Regions from separate parts of the Homo sapiens genome. Here all the other regions are linked to region 1. Evidence: chromatin contacts called from ENCODE Hi-C or POLR2A ChIA-PET data. All regions are on one chromosome and are shown on one strand. Each heading gives the region's core, a stretch centred on a gene start or an enhancer-like site at or near the end of the contact. The rest is flanking DNA. Distances are from core to core; before and after follow the strand shown.

Evidence for each region. A loop is a pair of places that touch in the nucleus more often than their neighbours do. ChIA-PET counts read pairs that join two places held with the same protein, here RNA polymerase II (POLR2A). Pooled maps may share reads with other maps.
Region 2: a loop to region 1 is called in a pooled map, with 4 times the contacts of the local background. The contact joins the promoter of SQOR here to the promoter of SPG11 in region 1. A Hi-C loop is called at or near these places in 8 of 50 pooled maps.
Region 3: a loop to region 1 is called in a pooled map, with 6 times the contacts of the local background. The contact joins the promoter of MFAP1 here to the promoter of SPG11 in region 1. A Hi-C loop is called at or near these places in 1 of 37 single-sample maps with no recorded cell type and 9 of 50 pooled maps. POLR2A ChIA-PET finds 5 or more read pairs at or near these places in 2 of 52 experiments (both activated naive CD4-positive, alpha-beta T cell).

What each region holds. Positions count from the first base shown.
Region 1 is chr15:44,661,701-44,666,192 of GRCh38, forward strand. SPG11 (SPG11 vesicle trafficking associated, spatacsin) reads right to left here and starts at 1,962. Exons shown (of 40, transcript NM_025137.4): 1 at 1,691-1,962. The coding sequence starts at 1,947. It overlaps PATL2 (PAT1 homolog 2), which reads right to left. Exons shown (of 18, transcript NM_001387263.1): 18 at 4,032-4,271. The coding sequence ends at 4,253. RefSeq lists enhancers at 1,057-1,196, 1,306-2,262, 1,737-2,216, 2,257-2,426.
Region 2 is chr15:45,633,779-45,638,270 of GRCh38, forward strand. SQOR (sulfide quinone oxidoreductase) reads left to right here and starts at 1,251. Exons shown (of 10, transcript NM_021199.4): 1 at 1,251-1,330. RefSeq lists enhancers at 395-1,390, 1,853-1,942, 1,973-2,022, 3,852-3,931, 3,962-4,021 and a silencer at 1,203-1,372.
Region 3 is chr15:43,821,988-43,826,479 of GRCh38, forward strand. It overlaps MFAP1 (microfibril associated protein 1), which reads right to left and starts at 2,703. Exons shown (of 9, transcript NM_005926.3): 1 at 2,504-2,703. The coding sequence starts at 2,582. RefSeq lists enhancers at 2,507-2,766, 2,519-3,150.

The DNA.
Region 1 (4,492 bases), core at 712-3,211:
GATATACTTAAAAGGTAGAGTACATCATTAGCATAGGGACAATATTGCCACATGGAAAGACAGGAAATTTTCAATGCAATAAACAAGATATATGATGTAATTTCAACAATATTAAAAAGACCTATGTACTTTGAAAAAGTAGGAAGTAAACTCTAAATACTATAAACATGCCCTTATTTTTAACCTATGAAGTATTTTAACTGAATTAAAATTCAATTCAACTAAAAAAGTTAAAAAGTCCTTTCTTGGTCCTCCTCCCCTCTAATTTCATGAACTAGCATATGAACGCCCCCTTTATTTCATCTCGGTCTTACCTTCCCTGCTGGGTTCTCAAACACCTAAAGATTTCGGCTTTTCTTTGCCCCATTCCTCTCTTTACAGAGCCACATTCATAGGTACTTGATACTGCTAAATAAACTAATTTCCCCTAAACTAGTTTATAAATAACTTAGTTTATAATAAGTTTATAAACTAAACGCAGAGATTCCTCTTTCGAGCAACTAGACATCAAGGGTAGAGAAGACAAACCCAGAAGAGTTAAGCATTCACTGATGTATCAAATGAATCTCTAAATGTCAGGAGCTGTTAGAGGAGCTGGAGATTCCAAGATTAATAAGACACCTTTTGGCTACTCATCTTAAAGAAAGAGTTGTGAAAATACTTACTATTAATAATTATTAAAAGAACAGGTCAGGCTCAGTGGCTCACACCTGTAATCCCAACACTTTGGCAGGGAGAGGCGGGATCACTTGAGCCCAGGAGCTTGAGACTAGCCTAGGCAACACAGTGAGACCTCATCTCTACAAAAACTAGAAAAATTAGCCAGGCCTGGTGGTGCACGCCTGTAGTCGTAGCTGCTGGGGAGGCTGAGCCCGGGAGGTCAAGGCTGGCTGCCGTGAACCGTGACTGAGCCACTACACTCCAGCCTGGGCGACAGCGACCTTATCTTTAAAAAAAAAAAAAAAAAAAAAAAAGCAGCAGCCCACTCAAAACACTAAGAGGGCGTTCCCAAACTTTATGATGTAAACTCTTAAGTACTGAACCAAGAGTTACGGAAGTACAAAGTAATGCATTATTGTAATCATGTTTGTCTTCCCCAAACATGCGCGCCTCGCAAGAAAGAAGTGTCTTACTCAACTTTTTAGGCACTGCTCCTATGTAACAGCAAGCACACAATATTTGCTGAATAAATGAAGGGACAAACTGGACTCTGTCCTTGAAGAAGAGGACTACATGTGAAAGAAAACGCTATTCACTTCAAGGACATGAAAAAAGTATCAGGATGATTCAAATTAGAGATGATCCTCAGCTGGCATCTTTAACTGAAAGAAATGGGCATGGGACTCGACCCTGTGACAGTTAATCAACCTGTGTTGAATAATGAAAGAATCAGCGCCTCAGCTGAGACCCGTTCCGGGTTCGCCGCAGGTGGCAATGGAGCTGGGTGCCGTCTCCGCCCACCCGGAACAGGAGAGCTGGGCTGCCAGAATGCAACGAGGCGAGCGTTTCAGGTCGGGGGAAAGGTTCTGTGAGGAAACCACGCTCGCCTCTGGGGCGTTTCCTGCAGCTGGCACCCTTCTCCCGCCACCTCTATGGCTGCAGGGAGGCCTCGGCGTGAGCCCTTGGGGCTCAGTCAGCCGAGCCTAGGCTCTGGACTCCCCCAACGGCCCAACTCTCCCTCAGCACTTACTGCCAGAAGGGGCCCTCCAGGCAGCAGCGACCCCCGCCCCGGCTGCCAGGCGTCAAAGAAAGCACTTGGAGGCTGCCCGCAGCCGTCAGGCTCCCCAGAGCCTCCGGCTGTGTGCGCAGCTGCGCCCGGGAGCCGAGCTGCCCCATCGCCTCGGCGGGGACTGGCACCAACAGCATCGGTAGAACCCGCCCCATGGCCGCGGTGCCCCAGCTACCGCCGGCGGAAGCAGCACTCGCGACCCCTTCCTCTGCAGCCATCTTGGCCCGGCGGTTACTTCCGGTCACTTTCGCCGGAACCTGACTGCGTCGTGGGCATGCGCGGTGTACGTAGCGGCTCCCGCTCGGCCTCGTGACTCCCGCGGAGACCTCTCGGCTGTCTCCGGTCGATTCCATTCGTTTCCTGTGGGGGGCAGTACCAGCCTCTCTAGCAAAGCCACATCTGCCCTGACGCCAGTCCCACTCTGCTTAACTGCTCTGGCATGCTTGAAGGCCTAGCTTAGCGTAGCAGGCCGTTGCAGCCGTTCTCGCTCTGTGGCATTGCTCTTTGCCTTCTTGGTCCAGCTGCCTCCAGCTCCCTTGGAACCCAGTTCCTGCCTCTTTTCTTCGCTTTTCTTATTGTGCTGTTCGCTTACAGGCTCTGGGGTGGTGCCATTTCCTTGGTAGCATGGACCGTCTTACAGTGTGGATCCATAGTAAGGGTGTTGACCCGAAATTTGAAGTCAAATAATATCCATTGTAACAGTCAGAGAGACGGGGTAAGTAAGGGGTGGAGATGGTAGAGAGCTCCTGTCTGTTTTCTCAGGGAAGTATGATCCAAGATCAAGAGAAGGAGAGGAGCAAAGAGTTTGAGGTGAGAAGAGGGGTTGAATAGGTATTTTGGTAAAGTCTCCTAAAAGACAACTGTACCTTCTTAACACATCTTCCACATTCAGAACATTTCAGCATAAATGTAACCTCTATTGACAGGCCTCCCCAAGCCATTCAACCTAAGGTCCCTTCTACTGCAGTCTCTCACCTAGTTTTGTTTTTAATCATAGTATTTATCACTACTTGATATTTTCTGCCAGTTCCTGTCCAATAAGAATGTAAACTTCAAAAGAGCAAGGACTTTGTTGCTCACCACTGTCCTGGCTAGTACCTAAAACAGTGCATGTTTCATGAAAGGTACTCCCGCATTTGTTGATCAATGCATGACCTTATTTGTCAAAATAAAAGCAAACTTTTTTTTTCTTTTGAGATGGAGTCTCGCTTTGTCACTCAGGCTGGAGTGCAGTGGCGGGATCTCGGCTCACTGCAACCTCCGCCTCCTGGGCTCAAGCAATTCTGCCTCAGCCTTCCCAGTAGCTGGGATTACAGGCGCACGCCACACCCAGCTAAATTTTTGTATTTTAGTAGAGACGGGGTTTCACCATGTTGGCCAGGCTGGTTTCGAATTCCTGACCTCCGGTGATTTACCTGTCCCAGCCTGGAAGTGCTAAGATTACAGACGTGAGCCACCGTGCCCAGCTGAAACCAAACGTTTTCTATCACAAGGGAGATATATTCAACCTTCTAAGCTTAGCTGGGGCTGTGTTCTTTCTGTAAAAAATGGCAACGTTAAAGCAATTTCTAAGGTTACACTTGTGTTAGCTACAACAAAGCCTTGTCCCTTATAATCAGGACAGTCTTCTCATGCCTGTAAATCCCAGCACTTTGGGAGGCCAAGTTGGGAGGATCACTGGAGCCCACCCTTGCCAACATAGGGAGACCCTTGTCTCTACAAAAAAAATCAAAAAAAATTTTTTTTGAGAGTTTTGCTCTTGTTGTCCAGGCTGGAGTGCAATGGCACAGTCTTGGCTCACTGCAACCTCTAACCTCTGCCTCCTGGGTTCAAGCGATTCCCCTGCCTCAGCCTCCGAGTAGCTGGGATTACAGGCGTGTGCCACCATGCCTGGCTGATTTTGTATTTTTAGTAGAGACGCGGTTTCTTCACGTTGGTCAGGCTGTTCTCAAACTCCCGACCCTCAGGTGATCTGCCCACCTCGGCCTCCCAGAGTGCTGGGATTACAGGCATGAGCCACTGCACCTGGCCAAAAAAAATTTTTTTTTAATATTAGCTGGGTGTGGTGTCACATGCCTATAATCCAAGCTACTCAGAAGACTGAGGTGGGAGGATCACTTGAGCCTGGAGGTCAATGCTGCAGTAAGCCATGATGGTGGCACTGCACTCCCACATGGGTGACAGAGTAAGACCCTGTCTCAAAAAAAAAAAAAAAAAAAAAAAGAAAAAGGACATTCCTGGAGCACTCACACATAGGATAGCCTTCATTACAGGTTTTAACTTACAAGCAAGTTCCAACACATCATTCTATTATCTCTTTAATTATACCTTATTATGCCATGTCTTATTTTTAGGCACATCATTTAGATTTTTGAAGAAAGGATATGAAAATGGGGAAGGGTTCTCCAATATATAAAGGCATAAGAAATGTCTTCAGACTCTCTGGATCCCTGTAAACATAGTCTATGTAGCTAGTGTCTGATGATTCAACTTCCCACATACACGTATTCCAGAACAAACAGATCAGTAAATCCAGGCAAACCTATAAAGAGAACAGATATTAACTGCAAGCACAATTCTACTTTGCAAGTATTTATATGATTTAATTAGTATCTGACTCTTTCTAGCAGTAATTCTGAGGACAGAGATGACCATGTTATTCATGCTTATATCCTAGAATAGTTGTCCCTCAAGTATTTCTTGAATGAATAATTCAGGTTCTTAAATTAATTCTTGCCCTCAAATAGGTTAGCACTATAAATG
Region 2 (4,492 bases), core at 1-2,500, 970 kb after region 1:
TACAGTCTGCGTTTGTATTGTATTGTTCATGATGATTTTGCCATAGATACAGTCAGTCTCTTTGATTAAAGATAGAAAGTATCAGTTGAAAACATTTAAAAAAATAATATTCAAGGCTGGGCATGGTGGCTCACGCCTGTAATCCCAGCACTTTGGGAGGCCCAGGAGGGCAGATCGCTTGAGGCCAGGAGTTTGAGACCAGCTTGGCCAACATGGTGAAACCTCATCTCTACTGAAACATACAAAAATTAGCCGGGCATGGTGGCACACACCTGTAGTCCCAGCTACTCAGGAGGCTGAGACACCAGAATTGGTTGAACCCATGAGGCAGATGTTGCAGTGAGCCGAGATTGCTCTACTCACTGCGCTCCAGCCTGGGCAACACAGTGAGACTCTGTTTCAAAAAACAACAACAACAACTATATATATATATATATATATATATATTCAAAATTCATAAAACCAAATAAGTGTAAAAGAAACTCAAACTTTCAAGGGTTTATTTTTGTTTGTTTTTTTGAAAGCTTCTAGCACTTGCACTTCTCAGGTTATGAGACTTTTGGGACACCCTGTATTTATTGTAAAAAGGGTTACTGAATCTGATATGGTGGAGAACCACTCACTGAGACTTTACATCAACCTGGAAAGAGCCGCCAACTGAAAATGTCCAGTCATGAATATGGGATGGGACACTGTGGAGGCCAGTGGCTGGAAGCCAGCTTACCCCTGCCTGCGCGTTTTGAAGGAAGGGCTCCAGCGCACACCAAAGCTGAACCTCGGTCACCTTCTCTGTGAAATGAGCGCGGGAATACCTGTGTTTCTGGGCAGCTGTGTGAACCCGGTGAGAAGCCCAGGGCACATAGGAGGACCCAGTGGGAACAGCCAGAGCCTCTCTGCACAGCGCCCCGCCTCCGCTTTTGCCTGCCCTGATTACAAAACGCTGTTGGCACCCAGGGGCGGAAGCGTCAGGTGGCCTCGGTGTCCTCCGCCTGTGCGCCCCAGCCTGCGGGGCCGCCCTTCAGGGCGCGCAAGGGGCGAGTCTGTCCAGCCGGCAGCACCCCAGGCCGGATGGACGCTTGTTCCTGGTTCTGTGCCCCGTGAGCGCTCAACGCCCTGGTGTGTTCACTGACCATGGTGCCTGGGCTGCGGCGCCGGGCGGGGCACGGCGGGACTTTTCGGGACCTTTCCTGGGGGGAGCCTCGCTTTCCCCGCCTCCAGCCTCCGCCCGGATGGCAGGCGGGCGGGGCCCCAGTCCAGGCCTTGAGACCCAGAAGGGAGCGAAGGTTTTTGCTGCGCCAACGCAGTGACCGAAGGCTCCGCTCACGCCCGGGTAAGAGGCATCCGCGGCCGATCTTTGGCCCTGGGCCAGCGGAGGGAGACTGGGCGGGGACAGCGACCACCACTGAGGCTGTTTGTTAGCTTAACTCGGTTTCCGCAGCTGGGACTCCGCAGACCCGGTGCGCCGCGCCCCAAACTTTGCTTCCTCAACTCCGGACACCTGCAGCTCTTGCTGCCCTTGTCTGGAACCCGGGTCTTGGGACTCTTGCTTCCTTCTCAGAGTGTCAGAGCCTCAGGGCCGCGGAGAGGCCAACCCGCGAGGGGTGCTTAAAAACCGAAGTATCCGTGGTCTTGGTGTGTGGACGTTTCTGGCGCCTTCCACCTGTTGACTGTCACTCGGCACCGTCCTGGAGCGGGAGTGGGTGCTCGGCGTCCGGGGGCCAGGGATTGACACAGTCATCCACCGACACTGCGCGTGGGACAGAGGGGGCGCTCGAGGGGTCGGCTGCAGCTGAAACCTGAAGGGGAGAGGATTTAGGGCACCTGCTGAACAGGAATTGGTGGAAAGGGAGAAGGGGTCTTCTGGTGGAATCTGGGCTCATTTCCTTTCCTCTTCATCTGTCTCTTTTATTTATCAAAATTCCAACCTGGCTTTTTGCTCAAAGACGCTGAACAGAGCCCCTGGCTTTGCCTGCGCTGCCCATTGCTATAATGCAGGGCTCTGTTCCATTTTTGTGCTGTGCACCCCTTTGGCATTTCTGGGAAGGCTAAAGACTCTCAGAACAATACTTTTTTTTGAGACAGAGTCTTGCTCTGTCGCCCAAGCTGGAGTGCAGTGGCGCGATCTCGGCTCACTGCCACCTCCACCTCCCGGGTTCAAGCGATTCTCCTGCCTCAGCCTGCCGAGTAACTGGGATTACAGGCGCAGCACACCTGGCTAATTTTAGTATTTGTAGTAGAGGCGGGTTTCACCATGTTGCCCAGCTGGTCTCGAACTCCTGGCCTCAAATGATCCGCACACTTCGGCCTTCCAAAGTGCTGGGATTACACGAGTGAGCCACCGCGCTGGACCAGAACAATGCTTTTTTAAAGGTATAAAACAAAAGGAAGAGTATTATAAAGGAAACCAATTGCAAAACACATGTCAAAACATTAAAAGAATTTATGATATGGTAATATATATGTCTTTAAAAAACGAATGCGTTATTTAATAACAAGGTTATTAAATAACAAGATCTAGCAGTGGATTAAATAGTTACCATAATTTTGAAGTAGTAAAGAACATAAACAATTATTTCAAGATATAGGTAATACTTGTAATATAAGAAAATATCTGTAATTTCTTTCTTCTTTTTTTTTTTTTTTTGAGACGGAGTCTCACTCTGTCACCAGGCTGGAGTGCAGTGGCGCGATCTCGGTTCAATGCAACCTCCGCCTGCTGGGTTCAAGTGATTCTCCTGCCTCAGCCTCCCGAGTAGATGGGACTACAGGTGTGTGCCACCACACCCAGCTAATTTTTGTATTTTTAGTAGAGACAGGATTTCACCATATTGTCCAGGATGGTCTCGATCTCTTGACCTTGTGATACGCCCACCTTGGACTCCCAAAGTTCTGGGATTACAGGCATGAGCCACTGCGCACGGCCAATATCTGTGATTTCTATTGGTGACAAAGTCTTAGTATTGCCAATACTGCTGTGGTTTGTTGGCTACATACATAATTGAAGTAAATGTTAAATTTCAGTTAGATACTAGAGAAATAAAAGATGTAAATATTAAATATCCGTAAAAATAAAGATGTAAAATACTTTTCCATCTAAGTTTTTGGGTCCAGGTTAAGATCCTCTGATAGTAGAAAGGGCACTGACCCAATGACTTGGCTTCTGGGCTTGACACTTCCATTGACATTTCCAAGGCCCATTGTAACCTTGGCTTTTTTTTTTTTTTGAGACATGGTCTTGCTGTGTCGCCTAAGCTGGAGTACAGTGAGGTGATCTCTGCTCACTGCAACCTCCTCGCAGGTTCGAGTGATTCGCCTGCCTCAGCATCCCTAGTAGCTGGGATTACACCAGCCACCCACCACCACACCTGGCTAATTTTTGTATTTTTTGGTAGAGACAGGGTTTCACCATATTGGCTAGGCTGGTCTTGAACTGCTGACCTCAAGTGATCTGCCCTTGTCTGCTTCCCAAAGCAACCACCACACCCAGCTTAACTTTGGCTTTTGAATTTCTTTTCGCCTCAGCTTCTTCATTGTACAGTGGAGATAATAACACCTTCCCAAGTATTTAAGGCACCCAGCACTGCACTTAGTGTAGAGGGCTGAAGTAGATACCATTTATCAGAACTTATTTGTATCCCTCCCAAGCTTATGGCCTTATATCCCCAAGCCTGGGGAGGTACTCATTATTTATTGAATGAATAAGTGGGTCAGAAAGGGTTGCTTGTGACTAAGTCCAAAAAACAAAATTCATTAAGGAGACAGCTGGTGGTTTGGGAAATGACTTTGTTTAAATTTGGGGCTTTTTTTCTGGCTGGAAAAATATATAAACACATTTGGAACGGGGGTGTTTGAAATGTCAGTCAGGGCCCAGGGTCTGTGTGTGCGTGTCTGTGTGGCTGGTGTTCTGCCAGTGAAAATGAAACTGAATGTTGAAAGGAAACCGGATTCCTTTGCAGAACAGTTTCTCCTCCATGTTGCCTGTGTCTAGCTTTGTTAATCCGATGTGTTGTAACACAGGAAATGTCTTATAAAGAATGGAGACGGACCCATGACAAGGCATTTCTGGGCATAGATGTACTTTTTTCTTCTCCTTTCACGTTTCCCTGCTCCACTATCTACTATATAACTCCTCTTTGACTCTGAAGACTTGGTAAATAGGAGCAGTTTGGATAGCTTATGGAAAGCTGCCCAGACCTGGCTGGAAGCCAACTAGTTGCTTCTTAATCCCAGCCTTAAAAATCTTTGTAATCCCCAGATGTAGGTGGTAATAATAATAAAGAAAAGTAGATCTAGCCAACCATCCCTGTGATTTACATTGAGAAAGTGCTAAATTGGGACAGGAGGTAGAGAACTTTGTGGAAAAAAACAAAACAGAACAAAAAAACCCTCGGAAATTTAGAACACACTGGGACTATCTATGTCTGTAACTTTGGGAAGGGCAAATACTGGTGTTATGGACTCACCAAATTCATATATTGAAACCCTAGCCCCC
Region 3 (4,492 bases), core at 1,453-3,952, 840 kb before region 1:
GAAACGTATACTATAGATTTGGAATATATAAAAACAAAGCAAACAGAAAGTGGGTAACTGACAGAAACAGGTAATTCATGGAAAAGAAAATCTAGAGAGCTTATTAGACACATGAACAAGATGCCCAGCATCGGCCGGACGCAGTAGCTCTATGGTGAGCCGAGATGGAGCCATTGCACTCCAGCTTGGTCAACAAGAGTGAAACTCTTTCTCAAAAAAAAAAAAAAAAAAAGCCCAGCATCACTAGTAATCAGGGGAATGCAAATTAGAATAATGAGATACCATTTCACACCTGTTAGATTGGGCAAAAAATGTAAAAATCTGATACAACCAAGTGTGTAGATGATGAATATATGGGAAATAAAGCTCTTAGGTTCTCAAAGTTTGTTTTCTTTTTTTTCTTTGAGACAGAGTCTTGCTCTGTTGGCCAGGCTGGAGTGCAGTGGCATGATCTTGGCTCCATGAAACCTCCACCTGCCGGGTTCAAGTGATTCTCCTGCCTCAGCCTTCCAAACAGCTGGGATTACAGGCGTGCGCCATCACACCCGGCTAATTTTTGTATTTTTAGTAGAGACGGGGTTTCACCATGTTGGCCAGGCTGGTCTCAAACTCCTGACCTCAGGTGATCCACCCATCTCGGCCTCCCAAAGTGCTGGGATTACAGGCCTGAGGCATCACGCCCAGCCTTTGTTTTAACAGACAGGGTCTTGATCTGTTGCTTAGGTTGGAGTGTAATGGCACAATCATAGCTCATTGCATCTTTGAACTTTCGAGCATAAGTGATCCTCCTGCTTTGGCTTCCCCCAAGTAGCAGGAGCACATCACTACATCCCGCTAATTTTTAATTATTATTATTATTATTATTTTTGAGACGAAGTCTTGCTCTTGTCCCCCAGGCTGGAGTGCAATGGTGCGATCTCGGCTCACTGCAACCTCTGCCCCCTGAGTTCAAGTGATTCTCCTGCCTCAGCCTACCGAGTAGCTGGGATTACAGGCGCCTGCCACCACACCTGGCTAATTTTTGTATTTTTAGTAGAGACGGTTTCACCACGTTGGCCAGGTTGGTCTCGAACTCTTGACCTCAGGTGATCCACCAGCCTCAGCCTCCCAAAGTGCTGGGATTACAGGCGTGAGCCACCGCGCCGGGCCCTAATTTTTATTTTTGCAGAGATTGGCGGGGGTGGGGGGTGGTCTCGCTATGTTGCCCAAGCTGGTCTTGAACTCCTGGCCTCAAGCGATCCTCCTGCCTCAGCCTCCCGAAGTGCTGAGATTACAGGTGTAAGCCACTGTGCTCCACAAATTCTTATGTTCTTATAACTTACTTTGGGGAGCAATTGGCAACAGGTACTAAATAAAGCTAGTATTGGCTAGAGAATGACAATTGCAGAACTTTCTTTTTTTTTTTTTGAGAGAGTGTCTCACACTGTGGCCCAGGCTGGAGTGCAATGGTGCGATCTCTGCTCACTGCGACCTCCACCTCCCGGGTTCAAGCAATTCTCCTGCCTCAGATTCCCAAGTAGCTGGGATTACAGGTACCCACCACCATGCATGGCTAATTTTTTGTATTTTTAGTAGAGACGGGGTTTCGCCATGATCGCCAGGCTGTCTTGAACTCCTGACCTCAGGTGTTCAGCCCGCCTCAGCCTCCCAAAGTGCTGGGTTTATGGGCATAAGACACCGTGCCTGGCCGCAGCACTTTTTTGAACAAGGGGACAACCACCTGCCTCTCAGTAGGGAATAAAGTGTGGATTACAGTTTATTTTATACAATGGAATTCATAAGCTGTTAAGATGAATGAATTAGATGTATAGGGATCCAAAGATAATTCTCAAAAGCCATGTTGAGACTAGATACGGCGGCATCTACTCGGGAGGCTGAGGCAGGAGGACAGCCTGAGCCCCAGGAATTCGAGTCCAGCCTGGGCAGCATAAGCAGACTTCTATGGACAGCAAAAGAGGGACTGTATCCCGCACAATGCCCTGCCAACAGGCATTCTCTATCTATCTATCTAGTCTGATATTATATACATATTCTGATATATACTTAAGTTCCTAATTATTAGATTAATAATATACTTAAGTTCCTAAGTAATTACACTAATAATACATAAATTCTTGTAATTATATGTAATTAGTGATATTATATTCTAATCATAATATATATTAGACTAATACATATATTCTAGCATATATATATTAGACATATATATTCTGATATATACTTAAGTTCCTAATGTTTTTATATGTGTAATATATATTATATATATGTAACATTAGTCTAAGGAATTTGTGGAGGCTAACAGAAGAGAGGTGCTTGCTGAATACGAGAGCAGGCCACAGGAACAAGATCGGATGCAAGTGGGTGGGGGTGGAAAGATCGAAGAATCTGGCAGCCAGATCTCAAGAGCTGGCGGGGTTGGAGTGGTCTGTCCGGGAGAGGTCTGGAGGTTGCTGGGGCCGGAAGGGGTTAAAATTCGACTGGGAAGAGGGTGTTAGCACCGTACCTTTCTCATTGCGAACTGGGACGGCCCCAGCCGTAGACTGAATGGGCGGTTGCTTCATGAGAGCGCTTGGGACCGACATGTTGATGGCAGCGACGGTGATTCCCGAAACTTGACTAATTCCAAACAGTGAACACCAGCAACGTCAACGAAGAGAAGAAATTCCTTCCACCTGAGTCCGCGAACACAGCTGCGCGACTGATAGAGAAACTACTTACGGCTGAGCTAGATAAACCGGAAATACGTGACGAGAGGATTGTGGGATGGTGGACGACGTTTGGGCGCCCACAGCTAGGAAGTCGAGTCGGTTTCTGCGCATGCTCATTGGCTGCCCGCATGTCCTCTACGTCGCAGAATTTGGAAGCAGCTTTTGGCGGGAAATTTTGCTTCCTTTGGGCTTTGCTGTTAGGACTCTGCGGTGAGGAAGGTTCGAATGAAAGATTTTACGTGTTAGCTTGGTTTGAAGCCAAGAACGGTATAGTGAATAAGAAACTCAGGCGACAGTGAGTTACTGTTTGAATGGCTTGTTGAAAGCTCAGAAGAAGTAGAGTTTGATGGAATAAAAATCTTGCCAGTAGTATCCGATTAGCTTAGTTCATAAGGCCAGGGTGGGCTGTGGTGCGGTATTTGGTTTCACAGGGCAGGTGGTGCTGATTTAGGCCAGTGACCGAAAAAAAAAAAAAAAAAACTCCCGAGGTGCCTGGGACATTGCCCACCTGAAATCCCAAAACTCCACTTTTTTAGGCTTTCAGGTTTTTCCAGTTTCTGGAAACTACCTATTAAAATACATTCCTGGCTAGAAAATGTTTGTATTTAAATATCTAAGTAATTATTATTCTTTTGAGACTGTCTTTTTCTGTCACCCAGGCTGGAGTGCAGTGGCTCGATCTCAGCTCACTGCAGTCTCCACCTCCCGGGTTTAAGCAATTCTCGTGCCTCAGCCTTCTGATTAGCTGGGATTACAGGCGCCTGCCACCACTCCCTGCTGATTTTTGTATTTTTAGTAGAGACGAGGTTTCACCATGTTGGCCAGGCTTAAGTGATCCGCCCACTCCGGCCTCCCACAGTGCTGAGTGTTGGCGTGGGCCACCACTCCCGGCTAATTTTTGTATTTTTAGTAGAGGCAGGGTTTCGCCATGTTGCCCAGGCTGGTCTTGAACTCCTGACCTCAGATGATCCACCTACCTCGGCCTCCCCAAAGTGCTGGGATTACAGAGGTGAGCCACCGCACCCGGCCTATTTAAGAACTCTTTAAGGACTTACAGGATAATAACAGAAGCAGCTCCAATTTACAAGCTGAGTCGTGTTAAAAAATATATATAATATTGGCTAATTGGAAAGTCAGGACACATTTCACAGTAGAAAGGACTTTATAACTGCGGGGGAGACAAGGGACAGTAGGAACAAAGTCTTAAAGTCCAGAAACAGTATGTTTTATACAGGACACCATGAAAAGTTTGGTTTTATCAGTAATTTTTGAGTCATGAGGGGCCTTGAAGTTGCTATTAATATGATTAACCCAAATTACTTCACCTGTGTTCTACAATTGGGCCTTGAGTGGGAGAAGAAATGAAACTGGACAAATCTCAGGCAAGGAACAGTGTGGGACCCAACTAAGCAACCAAGGAAACAGTTTTGGGCTAGAAGGAACCTTAAAGAGAATAGCCAGAATCTTATTTTATTATTTATAGAAGAGGGTCTTGCTCTGTCGCTCAGGCTGGAGTTCCGCGCAATCACGGCTCACTGTGGCCTCATCCTTCTAGGTTCAAGCCATTTTCCCACCCCTGCCTTCTGAGTAGCTGGGACTACAGACGTACAACACCACGCTGGGCTAATTTTTGTATTTTTTATAGAGATGGGGTCTCACTATGTTGCCCAGGCTGGTTTGGAACTCCTGGGCCCAAGTGATCCACTCCTCTCGGCCTCTCAAAGTGTTGGGATTACAGGCGTTAGCCACCGCTCCCGGCCTGTTAGTGTTTTTCAAAGCGACAT